Linked DNA regions of Homo sapiens: region 2 is linked to region 1. Evidence: chromatin loops called from intact Hi-C (ENCODE). Cell type or tissue: IMR-90. All regions are shown on one strand.

Region 1 (8,000 bases):
TCTTAGACCTCTCAATGCACAAACTAAGATATTACTTTCATCTAATAATGCAAAGTATTGCTAGCTGTCAATAGAGAGCCCAAAGATGCATAGATAAATATAAATCTATGCAGAAAATCTGTTATTCAGATTTTAGAGTCTATGCAGAAAATCTGTTGGCCAGGGCTGAGCAATCTGGAAGTCTGACTCTAAATACTCCTTTAAATTATTTGTGGCCAGGCGTGGTGGCTCATGCCTGTAATCCCAGCACTTTGGGAGGCCGAGGTGGGTGGATCACCTGAGGTCAGGAGTTTGAGACCAGCCTGGCCAACATGGTGAAACCCCATCTCTACCAAAAATACAAAAAAAAAAAAAAAAAAAAAAAAAATTAACCAGGCCTGGTGGAGGATGCCTGTAATCCCAGCTACTCGGAAGGCTGAGGCAGGAGAATTGCTTGAACCCAGGAGGCGGAGGGTGCAGTGAGTCGAGATTGTGCCACTGCACTCCAGCCTGGGCAGCAAGAGTGAAACTCTGTCTCAAAAATAAATAAATAAATAAATAAATAAATAAATAAATAAATAAATAATTTGTAACAACATCCGAGCTATCTATAGCAGTAAAAATTCTAGTCTACTTTCTTGGTTTTTAGTACTGGGGAGATGCAAAAAGTATCATTTTTGAAATCACAGAAACCATGGTAACATTGGGATTTTTCAACGGAGTGGAGAGAGGAAGAATGGAGGAAGAGTGTGAATCCTTGTGCTGATGAAGAAGATGCATTGGGAGCTTTGCTTTTCTGTGTTTTTGATTTTTAAAAATCTTGACACAAGACTCAACATAAGTATAAAGACAACAAGACAAATTCACCAGTAATAATTCAAATAAGACTTTTAAAGAGAATTTACTATGATTAAGTTCCTTATTTTTTAATATTTTTATTTTTGTGGGCACATTGTAGGTGTATACATAAGTTCCTTATTTCTCTGTCTCTGCATGTGCACCAACACAGCTTTTTTCTTCAAATATTTTTATTTTTTCTAGATTATTATAAATGAAACTTATCTTATTCTTCTCTATGTCAAGAATCTTTAGCAAATTTTCCAAAGTCATTATCTACATGTTTGAGATAATCATTGCAGTTTAGAAATGTACATCTTCCTTCAAAGTCCATATCATTCATCTTTAGAAAAATGTTCAGTTACAATGAAAGATAGTTATTTAATATTTTTCTGTTCCTTTATTTCTCTCTTTGGTATGAACTTCACCCAGAAACATATAAAATATGATGAGCAAAAAACATACACCCAGGTTAAAAACAGCAAAGACTACCAGAAACTTTTTCATGGCTATAAGTATCCCACAGATTACATGAAGAATATTCTTAACGGCATTAATTTTTTTCCCGAAGAATGATCTTGACACTGGCCTTATATGTCTTTGTAGATAAACATAATAGCTATGATATGTTCAGTTTTAGATTGTGAAAATAACTTTAGGCATTAATGTCTCCTTATTTCAGGATATTAGTCTTGAAATATCAACTTGTCAGTTCCAGACTTTAAAAGAAAAAGAAAGGGAAGGAAGAAGGAAGGGAAAAAGGAAGGAAATGATGATGAACAAGGCCCTCCTTTCCAAAAGTTTCAACCCCACCACTTGACATTTATCATCAGAGATTTAAGCCTTTGCAATTACCAAGCGAGGGGATTCCACAGTGTAAGCTAATACTCAAAAGAAATGAAATGGCAGCCGCTTGAAGAAAGAAATACAGAAAAGCTAAAATAGAAGATGAAGAGGATAAACTCCACATGTTACTCTTTCCCCTGGATAAAATTCCATGTGTTGATTAAGGGAAAAGAACAGAGAGAATTAAACCAAATAAATTATGCATTGTGCACCTACTATATAAATGCCTTGTATGACTGTGGGCTGAAAGGAAGAAACAAAAAGTAGAAATTAAAGTAGAAAGATAGGGAGAAGGCATAATAGAAATAAAAGCTACACAGTACCTAAGAGGCTATTGAAGAAAATCCTAACACATACTTGCACTGAATGTGAGAATTTCTAATTGCACACCCAACTCTATTTGGAGATTTGGTCCTTTTGAGATATACAAAGAAATTGGTACCTGATGAGAAAAATGCTGGCTGCTCCTCATCATCAAGAGCTATAGAAGATTAACGGTGTAAAATTGTATGAAAATCTTTAAAAAACATTCACTCAAACTCTGTTTCGGGTAGATACCAACCTAAAAGTTGACAAAGGAAAAAACTGAAGCTGTATGAGTTCTTAAAATTAGTTTGCATGTACAAGTTAGAAAGAAATAATACCAAGCATTTTTCCTCCCTCCCTTCCTAAAAAGAAAATTTGCTAAAAGTGTCTCCTCACAAACATAAGAACTATAAAGTCTGAGGAACTGCAATTGATGGTCTCATTAAAATGAACTACATGTCTATTTAAATAATTTTTCAAAAACTAGATATTTTAAGCAGCATTCTTTTATTGATTTTTGTCAGCAGATTTGTGTTGAATATTTACTATTAGCAAATCCCATTGCTTAAAATGGAGAATGTAAAGTTTAGATCCCTTGATCTCTACACCTACTTAAGGAGTTTGAGTTTCATTGACAAGTAAGACATGTTCCAGAAACAACTATAAGGTAAGGCAGAAAGTGATAGTGCCAAAAGAAAAGTAACAGCAAAATTTGAGTGAAGTTCAGAGAAAGTAGAAATCATTCTTATAGTGTTAAGAAGGGACAAGGAGTGTTTCATGGAGTTCACATCAGCTGAGTTGCGTCTAAAGAGCATGTGAGGTTTCTATAACTGTAAATAGAAGCTCAGTAAACATCAAGTGAAAGAAATAGTGCAATAAAAGGAACAAACGTTTTAAAAAGTACAGGAGATATATGGCAGAAGTACATGTAATCCAGTTGTGCATGATACAAGAATATTTAGAACAAAAGTATATTAAAAACAAAATGCTAGACTTCCAAGATTTTTATTTTTTTTTTGAGATGGAGTTTCACTCTTGTTGCCCAGGCTGGAATGCAATGGCGAGATCTTGGCTCACCACAACCTCTGCCTCCTAGATTCAAGCAATTCTCCTGCCTCAGCTTCCTGAGTAGCTGGGATTACAGGCAGGTATGCCCAGCTAATTTTGTATTTTTAGTAGAGACAGGGTTTCTCCATTTTGGTCAGGCTGGTCTCGAACTCCCAACCTCAGGTGATCTACCTGTCTAGGCCTCCCAAGGTGCTGAGATTACAGGCGTGAGCCATCGCGCCCAGCCCAGACTTCCAAGATTTCTACAGGAGCTACTGGCTCATACCCAGATCTTCAAGATACACTTTTATACAAACCATAAACTTTCTTCTATCGAAATAATATCATAAAACTTAGACCTGAGACCTTCTAGCTCAAAATTCCGTTTTAGTACAATTGAAAAACTGAATTTCAAAGAGGTTAAGAGGTGTTTCCAAGTTCACACAGCTAACTAATGGCATTATTGAGACCCATATTGCAGTTTATTATTCCATTCGGGAAGGAGTAGTTTTTCCTGGCCTGTAAATACTCTTTTACTCCACATCCTACCTTTCACTCTCTCCCTATTCATGCCTAAGTATGCATTGGTTCACATGCTGACCCAAGCAGTCTGTGACCAAGGGAAGGGGTATTTTCTCTGTAAGTGGCTAAATGGTTCACACATGGAATCAGTCTCTACCTTGGCCTCATTAGATCCCGGTTCTAACCAATTCCTGGACTGCATCCTTATTAACTAAGAGGGCCAAAACAGATTGTCACCAAGAAGAGGAAGTTATTTTTAAAAAACCAACAGCACTTGAAATGCATTAAACATAACTTTCTTAGATTTGACTCCCTCTAGAGTATGTTGATGGGAAAGACTTGATCCAGTAAATTCTTTCTCAATACACATTTTAAAATGTGGAGCATTCATGCTACGAAACTATCTGTCCCAACCTCCAAAAAAAAAAAAAAAAAAAAAACTACAAGTTGTCTTAAAAAGAAAAAAAAGAAAAAACAATATTCAGTCTTTATTAATGGACACAGCTAAAATGTTTCTGCTAAGTCAACTACTGATTTGTAACTCCAACTCATTCATCTACTAGTGCCAGGACCAGAGATCTCTAAAGGAAAGTAATTAACTACTGGTTCTGTAATATAAAGTAAAAAAATTCCAAATTTGCAGTAATAGCTTTTTTAGTATGAATCAGATAATGTTTTAATGAATTAGCATTTAATACATGCCATCAAATCAAATAAACCTGTCATGAAACATTTATGTCTACAATTTAAAGTTTACTAACCAAATTCAATGAAATTTGGCCTCTCATGTCTCTGACGAACACATATTCACTTGCAAATATGCAAGTTACATGTTTCTTTATGGCAAGACATACATGTATTAATTTTATATTGCAAAAAAAAGCGCAAAATCAGAGAGTTGCTTAATTCTTCTAAACTCTTAAAACTTGAATACATTTAAGAGTTGTTTTACATGTTTTGCATTTTCAACCTCAGGCAGACTTATTCAACATAACAAAAATGTTCTCAATGTTACACTGAAGCATTCTGTACCATATATTAATTATAATAAAAAATGTTCATGAAATCCCTCATAGGAATAATACTCACTCGAGGATAATCAAGTTACATCAGATCTTTTTTCTCCTTTCCCATTCTTGCAGGGAACCCACATTTTAAAAAACATACGCACATACACATACACACACACACACACACATAATGTTTACCTATAGATCTATTTGTGAGCTCTGATGATCTTCCACTATCTTATGTTGATAGACCCTATTACAGTGTTTAGTACCTACCACTTCAAAATTTAAATAGTTACATAAAGAAACTTGGAAATAATATGGGAAAGAAACCATAAAATCTTAAGTTGAATAACACCTTAACACTTATCTGTATTTATGCAGGAATTCTTCTACTCCATAGGAGAAACACATTTCCTTTTAGACAAAATGACCACTTATATAATTTTCTCTCTGGAATGTTCCTCCCAGTCATGAAAGCTCTTGCTTGGCCTTGGGTCCCCAGCTATTAGTTGATTAGTAAAGTGCTTTGGCTTGTCTACTAATATTAATAATTAACTTGATTGATTAATATACATTAAAGGGGTAGAGGAAAGTCAGCTGGTGGGAACCTCTGAAGGACTGGTTATTTATTTGAACACTATGGTGCATTAAGAGTTCATTTTGACTTCTGTGAATTCTACCAGGCAGATAATTGCTCACCTTCTACAGAACTGAGAAAAAAACCTCCAGTCATGCACAAGTTGCAAAATATCGTGACTAATCCTTATAACGTTGTATTACACAGTTGCATAGTGGCTCCTGATGTCAATTGACCATTTCCCATTCCACAGACAGGACTCACTTGACTTTCTGTTTATTTAAGTGACACTTGTTTGAAATTCTGGGTGCTTCTTATCCCTTTGAGTCACACACTGTGTCTCAGAGCCTCTGGTACTTTTAGCACCTAATTAATTACTAACTCTAGCAAAGTCCTGCTGTTTTGCAACTCTCTGTCTTTGTTGGGAAATCACAACCCCTTGCTAGAATGAGAAGGCAAGAAAATAGTTATCAACCAAATATCCAGTTTGGGTCCATATTACAAAAGCGAATTACCTTAGGGTCTTTTAATTCCTCTAGATATTCAAACTAGAAAGGATAACTTATTGTGTCTCTAAACTTCCTTTAAGTTTAGCATCAAAGGAAATTCAAAAAAATATGTTTTTTAATTGCATTTGCATTCAGCTATTATTCAGAGAAGTTAAATAATCATTAAAGTTTTACAGTGAGAATTGGTAATGAAATACAAAAATAGTCTCTTAGTTCACACTGGCAAGTTTTCTAGGGATAGCACAAAGCACAATGCCCACAGGCATAACAGCACTCTCAACTCCTTTAACACTTACCATCCAAATCTCCCATTTGTCTGTCAACATATCCTCTGCTCCATTGTTACTAATTTTTTTGTGCATATAAGTTCTGACACCTCTGACTCCAAATAAATTTTAAGCACTTCAGAAGCGGAGGCTCTATCCTCTATTTTCTATCTGCAGCACCTAGTAGAGTACTCCGCGTATTTTTTTAAGTAGATATTTAAAACACATGGTATTTCTCCTACTGCAAAATATAAATAAAACTATAAATAATTCTATAAATCAATGCATGGTCTTAAAAAATTCTTGAAATACAACTTAACATAATTTTATGAAAAAGAATTTCTCAAACCAACCCGGTACTCTATATCAAGACAGCAGATACATTGAACAAATGCAATGAGTATGTATTATAATGCATTATAATGTGTTATAATCAATACCAGTATTAGAAACGTGTTATTGACTTTTGTGTTACATTTACCAGTAGAGAGACTACACATTCTCGAAATTGGTATTCCTCAAACTGAGAATCACATAAGCAAAGAAAGAATCCAAAGGACAGCTTCCCACAGTCCTACAGAATACTGACTCATTCCCTTTGTAATGAACCAGAAGACTCTCAGTCAAGTTACCCATTCTGATTTGATCTCTCTCTTCCCCCAAACCATGGTTATCGTCTCTGAAATGTGCCCTTTCAACATCAGTCCTTTCTCAAACAAAGAGATTTACAGTTGTTGGGAATCATTCACTCATCTAAGTGCAGCAGTGGCTCTTGATAGTGACAAAGGGATTCAGGCTGATTTGAGTCCCACCTCCACCTCTGCCCCCACCCTATTGGATATTTTGGAATCTATTTCTCATCTCACATTATTTCTTTCCTTTCCATGTTTGTCTCCCTACTTTGTGACTCCACTGCCTCTTGTCCTTTGGTGAAGGATGTAAGGACACAGGAAAAAATGAGTTCCCACAAGGTCACCAGATGAAAGAAATAGAGCCTGAGTTGCTTGTTAAATATACAGATGAACAGCTTTCTTTTCTGGAAATTATGATTTCTGATTCTATAGGTTCTGAATCTAGACTCTGAAATCTACTTTGTTTACAAGGGATTTGTGAAATTTTTATCTATATGTCATTTTGGGAAAGAGCAGAGCAGTGTGCCCCAACCTTGGGTGCACACTATAATCTCCTGGAGAGTGTTTAAACCACACAGATACCCCAGTCACTAGACTTTCTGACTTAATTGTGTTGAAATTGAGCCTACTCAATAGTCCTGTTAAAAGCTCTTTCATATGATTATATCATGAAGGGTTCTCAAACTTTAATATGCATTCAGTCACCTGGATAAATAATGGTTAAAATGATTGAGTAGATTGTGATTAGCAGGTCCGAGGTGGGGCCTAATGTTCTGCATTTCTTTTTTTTTTTTTTTTTTTGAGACAGAGTTTCACTGTGGTTGCCCAGGCTGGAGCACCATGGCACGATCTCGGCTCACTGCAACCTTTGCCTCCTGGGTTCAAGCAATTCTCCTGCCTCAGCCTCCCGAGTAGCTGGGATTACAGGCATGCGCCACCACTCCTGGCTAATTTTTGTATTTTTTAGTAGAGACGGGGTTTCTCCATGTTGGTCAGGCTGGTCTCGAACTCCTGACCTCAGGTGATCCACCCACCTCGGCCTCCCAAAGTGCTGGGATTACAGGCGTGAGCCACCGCACCCGGCCTGATGTTCTGCATTTCTAACAAGCTCCCAGATGATCTCTGTGCTTCTGCTCTCTGGACTACCTATAAGTAGCAAGGCCTATTGAAGTGAATATTTTGGGGAATGGAGACAGAGCTAAAGCTACTGATCACTCACTCACCCTCCCTCCCCACCACACACACACACACACACACACACACACACACACACACTATTTATGTATTTTAGATTCCAGGGGTGAATAAGATGCACAGCATGGAAGAAAAGGTTGAGAATAACCTGCCAACCTATCTAGAGGGAAGAGCTACTGGTTAAACAAATGTGATAACATGCCACAGTGCCTTGCACAGGGCCTGGAACACGAGGTCTCAGGAAATGCTGCTGAATGTGAAGCTGAACCTTC
Region 2 (8,000 bases), 920 kb before region 1:
TCTTATTGGAGAAAAGAATCCAGCCCTATCAACTCTCCCCACACCACTTAATATATACTTCCCATTTCCTCAGCCTCTAAATGCTGGTAAATTACCATTTTTGGTTTAACCTCTATTCTGTGTTTGCTTTATTATGACTACATAAATACTATACACAGCTGAGCTCAGAAGGGTGCTCTGACCTTTTTTTTCAACTCTTTGCTTTCCTAAATGAAAAATTGCACGATTTTTTCATTAGCTGATTTTTATATTTCTACTACTGATTCATCCCCCAAATCCAAGGTATACAGCCTCTCTCAATGCAAATATAATAAGTGATCCATCAGTTTCATTTTTTTCAAAGTATCCATCCCCTTTCCCTTAAGCCCTCTGGCTGCCTCCTCCCACAACTGGTTGTTCCCTGTGCCTACTGCAAGCTCTGGTCCAGGGTCTTCCCCTTACTATCAAACTGGGGATTCTCTTTAACCCTTTCCATTGTTATATTTTAAAATTTCAAGAGCGATCTTATGTTTTCAGAATACTCTATGTTAAAAAATACATAACATTATTTTCTTATTTCATCAGATGGAATAGTGCTTTTATTTAGCTTTCTAAATTTATTTATTATAGTTTCTTTAAAGTTTTTATGGTAGGCACTGGATGCAACACTCAGATCACCCTTCAAGGAAAGAGTTGTTGCCCAAGATCACCTTCCCTTTTTGAGGTAGCCACACCCAAAGACTGTTCCATGTGAGCTATGAGTGCTTGGCCATCTTGGCCCAATGTGGGAGAGTTCTGAAGGGCTGTTCTAGCCCCAGACACTGAGGCTGAGGCTGTCATGGGACTGGCCTTGCAGCTTGCCTTCTTTGTTAGCCCACCCCTGCTTTTGTCCCCTCCAAAGTGACTCCCTAATAAATATCTTGCATGCTCAAGCCCATTTCAGAGTCTACCTCCCAGGGAAACATAGCTGTGACTATATTCTTCTTCATACAATATATCTGTCTCTTCTAAGTTACTTTTATTCTGTTTATGCATTGTAGACTCTGACTTCTATGCTAGATACTTTCTGTTCTGCCTTATGTGAAAGACAAGTTGATTGAAATCCTAAGTATGTATAGCGCATGTTTCCTTAGGGTCACCATGTAGAAAAACTGAGAAAACCAGCTGTTTATTTGGTGTCTAGGTCTTTTTTCTTGACCCCAGACAGTTTCATCTTTTCTCCTGCTTGGGGAGCATAAACCTGGCTAGCAGCTTTCTGGGATCTAGTCAGGGAAGCGGTTGGGAGTTACATTATCAGTGTAAACATTTTAATTTAATAGTCTAGGTTTTTAGTCTGGAATTTCAGCCCCAATTTCAATTCTGCCCGAAAAACATACTAAACTTCTCTGTTTAGAATTCTTTAGATAATTCTCTTTATTCTTATTGTCTATCAGGGTATATAGGAGGGGTAATTTTAGGATATCTGAAATTGGGAAGTGATTGGAGGAATCTAATTTTTCCTTAAACAAAATTTCAACCAATTACTTCAAAATTAAAGTTATCAGCTCCCCCACCCACCTGCCTCCACTGTGCCTTCAGAGGTATACTATACCTCCCAAACTTGGTCCTTTCTAGGGCTCTGCAGAAGAAATTGTGTCACTTCTTGTGGACCTTCTTCCTTCCTGTGAACGCTTGAGGCTCTCTGCTTTCAATTAAGTGAATTACTGCTTATCTATTCACTCTTCATCTTTCAAGATTTTGTCAATATTGCTCCTCTGCTGTGGTCCCTGCTTCCATTCTCTTTATCTATGTGGGTTCAGATCTTTAAAAATTTCTGTATTGTTATTTAAGTAGAGTTGGAAAGAGCATAGTTATATATACATGCTCTGATTGAACTTGTTTGAACCCATCAGAGTACTCTTACTGTACCAAATCAGCAGCATGTGACAGTGTTGATCCTGTCCTCTTTTTAGAAACATTCCTCACTTGGCTTCCAGGATATCACACTGAACAAAGTTTTTTTTCTACTTTTCTGACTGTTCATTCCCATTGTTTAATCTTTCATTTCCCCAAAGATTAACTTGTCATGAAAAAATCAAAATATGGCATTTCTACCAAATAATATTAACTAAAGTGCAAGAGCAGATAGGATGACAAAACTGAAAGACTACATGTCAGGTTTCACATATAGCGAAGAATAACTATAAGACAGCTCACAAATGAGAGTGAAGTATATACTTTTCAAAGATATTCACTTAGCACTCAAGCAAGTAAAATGATTTTAAACTTTTTCTGTTTTCTGAAATATTGTTATAAGGTTCAAACACCTAAAAAATATGAACACATTTTAACTTACCTCTAATAATTAGGGAAGAAAATTTAAAAACACACAAACTAAATTCATGCTTATTGAATTTTTTTCAATTATAGATTATATCCAACTCTGTCAAACCAGTTTCTATATAAGAAAGGAGAAAAACCTATTTGTAAACTATAATAAATCAATATGCCTGAATCAAATTTCCTTTGTTAGAATAGAATATGCTACGTGATAAAGGACTGAAAAAATAGTTTGGAATGAAAGAAATTGGAAAAAAGATATAACTTTATAGACAAAACTTCAATCATTGTATTTTTTGATCATTGACTCGTGAGGTTATATTTTCAGAAATATTTTATTTGGTCATCTTAGATGATCTACAAAGATTACCTATTGTGAATATGTATTATAATTTTTTAAAAATATACCTGAGTATATTTTATGCCATTCAAATCAGAATTTGTACCAGAGAGCTAAATATTCTGTATAAGTGATAAATACCTTGTCCAAGCCATAGTAATTATTGCCATTAGCCAAGTGAACCTAGTATCACCTTCATTCATTACACAGTCTATCATGTTCTCAGAAAGGACGCAAGGACAATTTAGCAAGGATGTGTAGTTTATCATGTTTATAGCCAGGAGGCCAGGAAAATTTATGCAGGGAAAATTTGGCAAAGAAAATTTAGTGTTAGAGTTATAAACACAGTAATTCCTAACATGTTAGTCCTTAAATGGATTACTGTAAAGAAGGTAGTAAGTTTAGGTCAGAGCTATAACATATAGAAACAAGAATGATTCATATACTTTTAAGACAGTATTCAAATCAATGAGTTACTATCTATTTTTCTTCAACAACTGCTTACGCATGTGGCAATATGAGCCTAAGACAGGTGCTGATGCCTTAGTCACTTGGCCACACAGTTTTGTGGTTTACGAGTCATGGGAATTGCTTGTCTTACTCTGACTGCTAAAGTTCTGTCCTATTGTCTTTTCATGTAATAGCAACATGACTCTGATGACAAAGCCCAACTAATTACACAACTTAATTTAATAGTTTAAAGCGCAAAGGGCATTCCCTGAGCAGTAAAATCTTTTGTTTGGAAATTTTAAAACAAATTATATTTTACTTTATGTTTTATATTTACGTAATAAGTATTTACAAGAACACAATTTTCTCAAGATTTAAACTGCTCATTGTTCCATAAATAGGACACACATTTAGAAAGAGGATTTTTTTTTAAAGGAATATTTTAGTGATTACTTCTGGCTAAAAACATGAAACTCTTTTAGTGCTTGATGTTACTGGAAACTTGCTCTAGATTATTTTTTGAATCTTTGCTGTGAGGTTAAGAATAGAAATGTTTTCACTCCCAATTATTGCTTTGAATTAAGATTTTGTGTCTGGGTGAAATTTTCCTCTGGCTTAATGCATGACCAGGCTGGTAGAAATGTTTCACCTAAATCCTCTTATTTTTGTTAAAACATTCATAATCCCAAACCCTAATAGTTGGAAGTGCATGTGATAATTGTTAGTCCCACTCCTGTCCTCATTTTATAAATTCCCCTGACAACAGCCTTGCTTAAGATTATCACCTAACTTCTGTTTGATTTCTTCCAGTGATAGAGAAGTTTCTGTTCAATTTAGGCCTCTTGGGTCATGTTACCAACTGTTTTTACCCTAATACAGATTCCTACATATCAAAGGGTTTTGTGGGTTGGACCAAGGAGCAAGAAGGCTTTACCTTAAAAGGTCAGGAATGTAAATTGCCCAAGGTGAACTCTGATTTAAAAGAAAAGGGCACCATTGTTCCAGTGGGATTGTGATTATGATAGTTAATAGAAAACATTGTCAGCCATGTTGGCTCTGGGGATGAAGAAGAAGAGGGTGTTTTCCAAGACTGGGATTGATGTTAGTATCCTGTGAGTGTAAAGTGTTCTAATATCTGGCCTGTTTTCAGGAGAGCTGAGGCAACTGAGGCAGCTTACTGAGCCAAAGTTCTTACTAGCCTTATTTCCTTTCCTTTATTAATTCTATTATTTTAATGGCTTTTTGTTAACACTTAGAGGTAAGGAATACAGTTTGCCAAATACATAGCAAGTCATCCTGTCAAAAACAGATATTTCAAGATAAAACTCCTTGGTCTGAAAAGACAGATTCAAAAGAAATTGTAGACAGTTTCTACTATCAATGATTTTACAGACTGATGGAGATAAGACAGGAGATAACAACCTCGTAGATAAAGCATATAAAACATGAAAGCTTTTATAACTTTATAGAATGTAAATATTACGTATTAACATAAACTCTAGAGTGCACAGGTGCATCAAAGCAGAATGGGATTGAGAACCTTTCTACAAAAAGGATGTAAAGAATATGACTTTTCAGGGTTGAGGGAAAGATTTTGGGGAAGGAAGAGGTGCTCTTTAGGAGGTACCGATGGGGGATCCTGTGATAATCAGCATATCCTCGCAAAGCAGAAGGGTTGAAGGGAGTTTGTCTGTGAATAGAGCCTTGCTGACTTGGGTAGCATTTCTTCTTTTTTTCCCACTTCTTGGTGGTCGTTTCTTCAAGAGGATTTGGACTTACCACTCAGGAAGACCTGGTATAGACTGCTTTACTGTGCATCTGGGCTAATGGGGTTTGATTGTTGAAGGCCTTAGTGGTCTCTTTTTGAGGACCCCTTTTTGTCATCTTCCCTTATGGGGTCTGTGCTTGAGATCAGTATGGTAGCCTGACCCCTGACTCCCCCAACCCCACCATGCAGTGTGACCCTTTTCCAGGTGTTTAAGCCTCTTCTCTGGGACACCTTGTACAATACTATACTACATTTCCTCCTGACTTGAGCTTGCAGCCTTCATTCCTGTGCAGGTAGGCAGACAGCTTTAAAGATTTGCTCTTAGAGGGATTATTTTTGGAACTTAGGACTCTGGGGATTTCCTGAGCTGAGAATGACTTTGCCCAGGAAATAATGAATTGAATCATTGTCTGTCTTTTGACCCTCAGATCACCTTTTTTATTTTGCAATCTCTGCCCAGTCACTAGGTATCAGCCTGGCTGCACCCACTGATAATACCTTTGTATGTTTTGTAATTGAAAGGCCAATTTCAGGCCCATTTCAACTGGGGCTGTTGGAACTTCACCTGCCCCCTACAGGGAGGTGAGGTTTGTGAAACTGGGAAACTGGAATAACAAGTGAATTAACACACCCATCCCTCCAACACCACCCACCCACTGCAGGCTTCGTAGACTGATTGATGACATTTCCTAATATAGCAGGGGTAAGATGACTTATTTTGAAAATAGAATTAAAACTTTCCCTTTTTAGGAGCAAGCATCACTTTGGCAACACCATCAACCCCAAGCACATTAGTTCTTGTGGTCAAAACATTAACAGGGTGCTTTGTTAACAAAATGTTCAGGTCATGATAAGGCCAACAAAGGAACTGTAAGACTTTTTATGAGCCGAGTCTTTCCAAATAGCACTCCAAGTTAAAAGTACTGAGAGCAAAAGTTTCTTCTGTAATAAGGCCCAGATGATCTGGGGTGAGAGTTTTCAGGAGTGGGCAGAGGTGTTGGGGTGTTGCATTGACCAAAATAAGCCACCTCATGGAAAGCGGGAAACAATTGGTAGGTCCCCAAAGTGTGCAGCTATCTGAACAGTTGGAGTAAAGGATTTCAGATAGCCTCACTAATTAGCCTACTTGGGCAGTTTAGAAGAGTGGAGGGCCTTTTAAAGAGGTCCCAGGGAGTGCTAAATGCTGGGGGAGTTTATTGCTGTGCGTGTAAGCAATGGTACTGGACAGGGAATTGAAATGAGATCCTGTGATCTGCAGAGCACCTGCTCTGGGAACTCATCTTTATGGAACCTTCCCTGACTCTAAACTCTGATTATTTTCCTACTCTATCAGCTCACCGTTTTTAATAAGAATTATAGATTAACTGTTAGCACTTATAGAGTGCTTCATCTTTTTAAGGCACTGGGGACGATACGTGGGGAAGGAGGGTGGGAGGGAGGGGAAGCTGATGCGAGCAACCTGAGAGAGAGTTACCTCAGCCCTTAGTGCGAGTCGCAGCTCTAGCTGTATGTTGTTAGACTAATCATGAAGCCTTTATGGGATTCTGTCTTGCCATCTGGAAAATGAGATAATTGGATGAGATGTCATTTTGGTCTTGAAAATGACTAATAATAATAGATTATATTTATTAATGCCCTAATATATCTTATTTGGCTTTATAATAATCCTTGAGGTAGGCATAGCACAAAACATGATCTCTGCTTTAAAGAGGAGTAATATGAGACTCAGAACTGTGAAGTGATTACCTTATGAAGCACAGGTAATGCACAGTGCAAACTATGTTAAGAATCCAGGATTTTTGATTTCTAGTTTTTTCTATACCTCTCAAAAATTGTACTTTGATACACTAGAGGTCTTCTTTGAAATAAGTACTTGAAGGCAAGGAGGGTATATTATATGTGTTCTCTAATTCTCCACTGCTTAATAAATATTGGTCACTGACTGGCTAAATAGAAGCTTTGGGACATTAGGTGACAATGTTCTTACTTTGAAGTCCAGAGCATAATCATGGTAACAGTTACAGGTTTTGAACTGCTATACTATGCCAGAAACATTACATATAATACTTCAATTATTGTTATTATTTATTTGAAAGGTGAAGAACCTGAAGCTCAGAATGGCAAATCACACAACCAATATGGTGAAGCTGGGATGCAGACTGAGGCTGCCTGTTTCCCTTGATGGCAATAACTTGCTTGTCTGACCCTTTCTCTCCCCCTGTATCTTTCTCTTGGTGCTTTCTCTTGGTTCCTTCAGACCTTCTTGGGCTCCCTCAACTGAAGGAAAGTAGCTGAGAAAGATTGTAGACCCAGCCAGTGTTGTAGGAGGATTCTGTGGGTTCCAAGAGTAGGGTGAACCTGAACCTGGCTCTCTGTTGTTGTCACTATGGAGGAAAAGTATTTCTTTAAGATGAGAGGCTGCATAGTAACTAGGGTTAAATGCAATCAGAGGCAGCCTGACAAAGAATTTCCTTGTCCAAAAACACGAAACAGGGACAGCAGCTTGTGTGGGATCAAGCAGAAAGGAGTGACAGACCTGGTTTTGTGTTTGCACATTATTAAACAACTTTAAGTATATGTAATATTAACACTGTGGGTCTTTGAGATCATGTCTTTCTTCCTGGTCCACTCAAGTTTGAGGAACATTGTTCTAATTCAAAGAGTAATTCTAATTGTAGATCTTGAAGGTCAAGAGAAAGGAGAAAACATGGTAGGTGAGTAGGGGAGGTATTTGCAGGCAATCCCCTGGAAATAAGTCACATTTTTTCCTTGATTCATATATTTATTTGGTAATGAAGATTTATTTCTAAGTGAAGGATAGAGTCAGTAGGACTAGTATAGATAAGCTGTTTTGGTCAGCAAAGTTTATCTTTACTCCTACAGTCTTCTCCAGGAAGCCATCACAAATCTTTTTGGCACTCTTCATGCTCTTTTTTCAGGGGACTCTTCAGCTTCTAGAATGGTGAGCAATGACCTGGTTAGGAGCCAGGCTTCTTTTGCATGTCCTGGCCCCAGACTATTCTTAACATCCACCTAAAATACATATTGCATATCTTTTGAGCCTGTGTATTCTAAGGAGAGGTCACTTGTTTTATCTTACTGATATGCTTTTCTAATTTTTAAATATTCTCTCATTCATCAATA

The links. Peaks named below come from ENCODE experiments on the same cell type or tissue, not always from the same donor. Only the 100,000 strongest peaks of a DNase experiment are listed, where the experiment ranks them.
Region 2: a loop joins it to region 1, with 2.6 times the contacts of the local background. A loop is called at or near these places in 3 of 110 quality-filtered maps.

What each region holds. Positions count from the first base shown.
Region 1 is chr6:127,097,095-127,105,094 of GRCh38, forward strand. The region is part of intron 4 of LOC105377989 (a long non-coding RNA gene); the gene reads right to left. Among named protein-coding and RNA genes, the nearest start is that of RSPO3, 18 kb to the right of the region's middle. In IMR-90, a CTCF peak has its summit at 3,862; a DNase peak (open chromatin) is centred at 5,397; H3K27me3 peaks cover 1,063 bases.
Region 2 is chr6:126,177,555-126,185,554 of GRCh38, forward strand. It overlaps a transcript of TRMT11 not described here. Among named protein-coding and RNA genes, the nearest start is that of CENPW, 160 kb to the right of the region's middle. In IMR-90, no CTCF peak of the experiment used is centred here; a DNase peak (open chromatin) is centred at 3,197; H3K27me3 peaks cover 382 bases.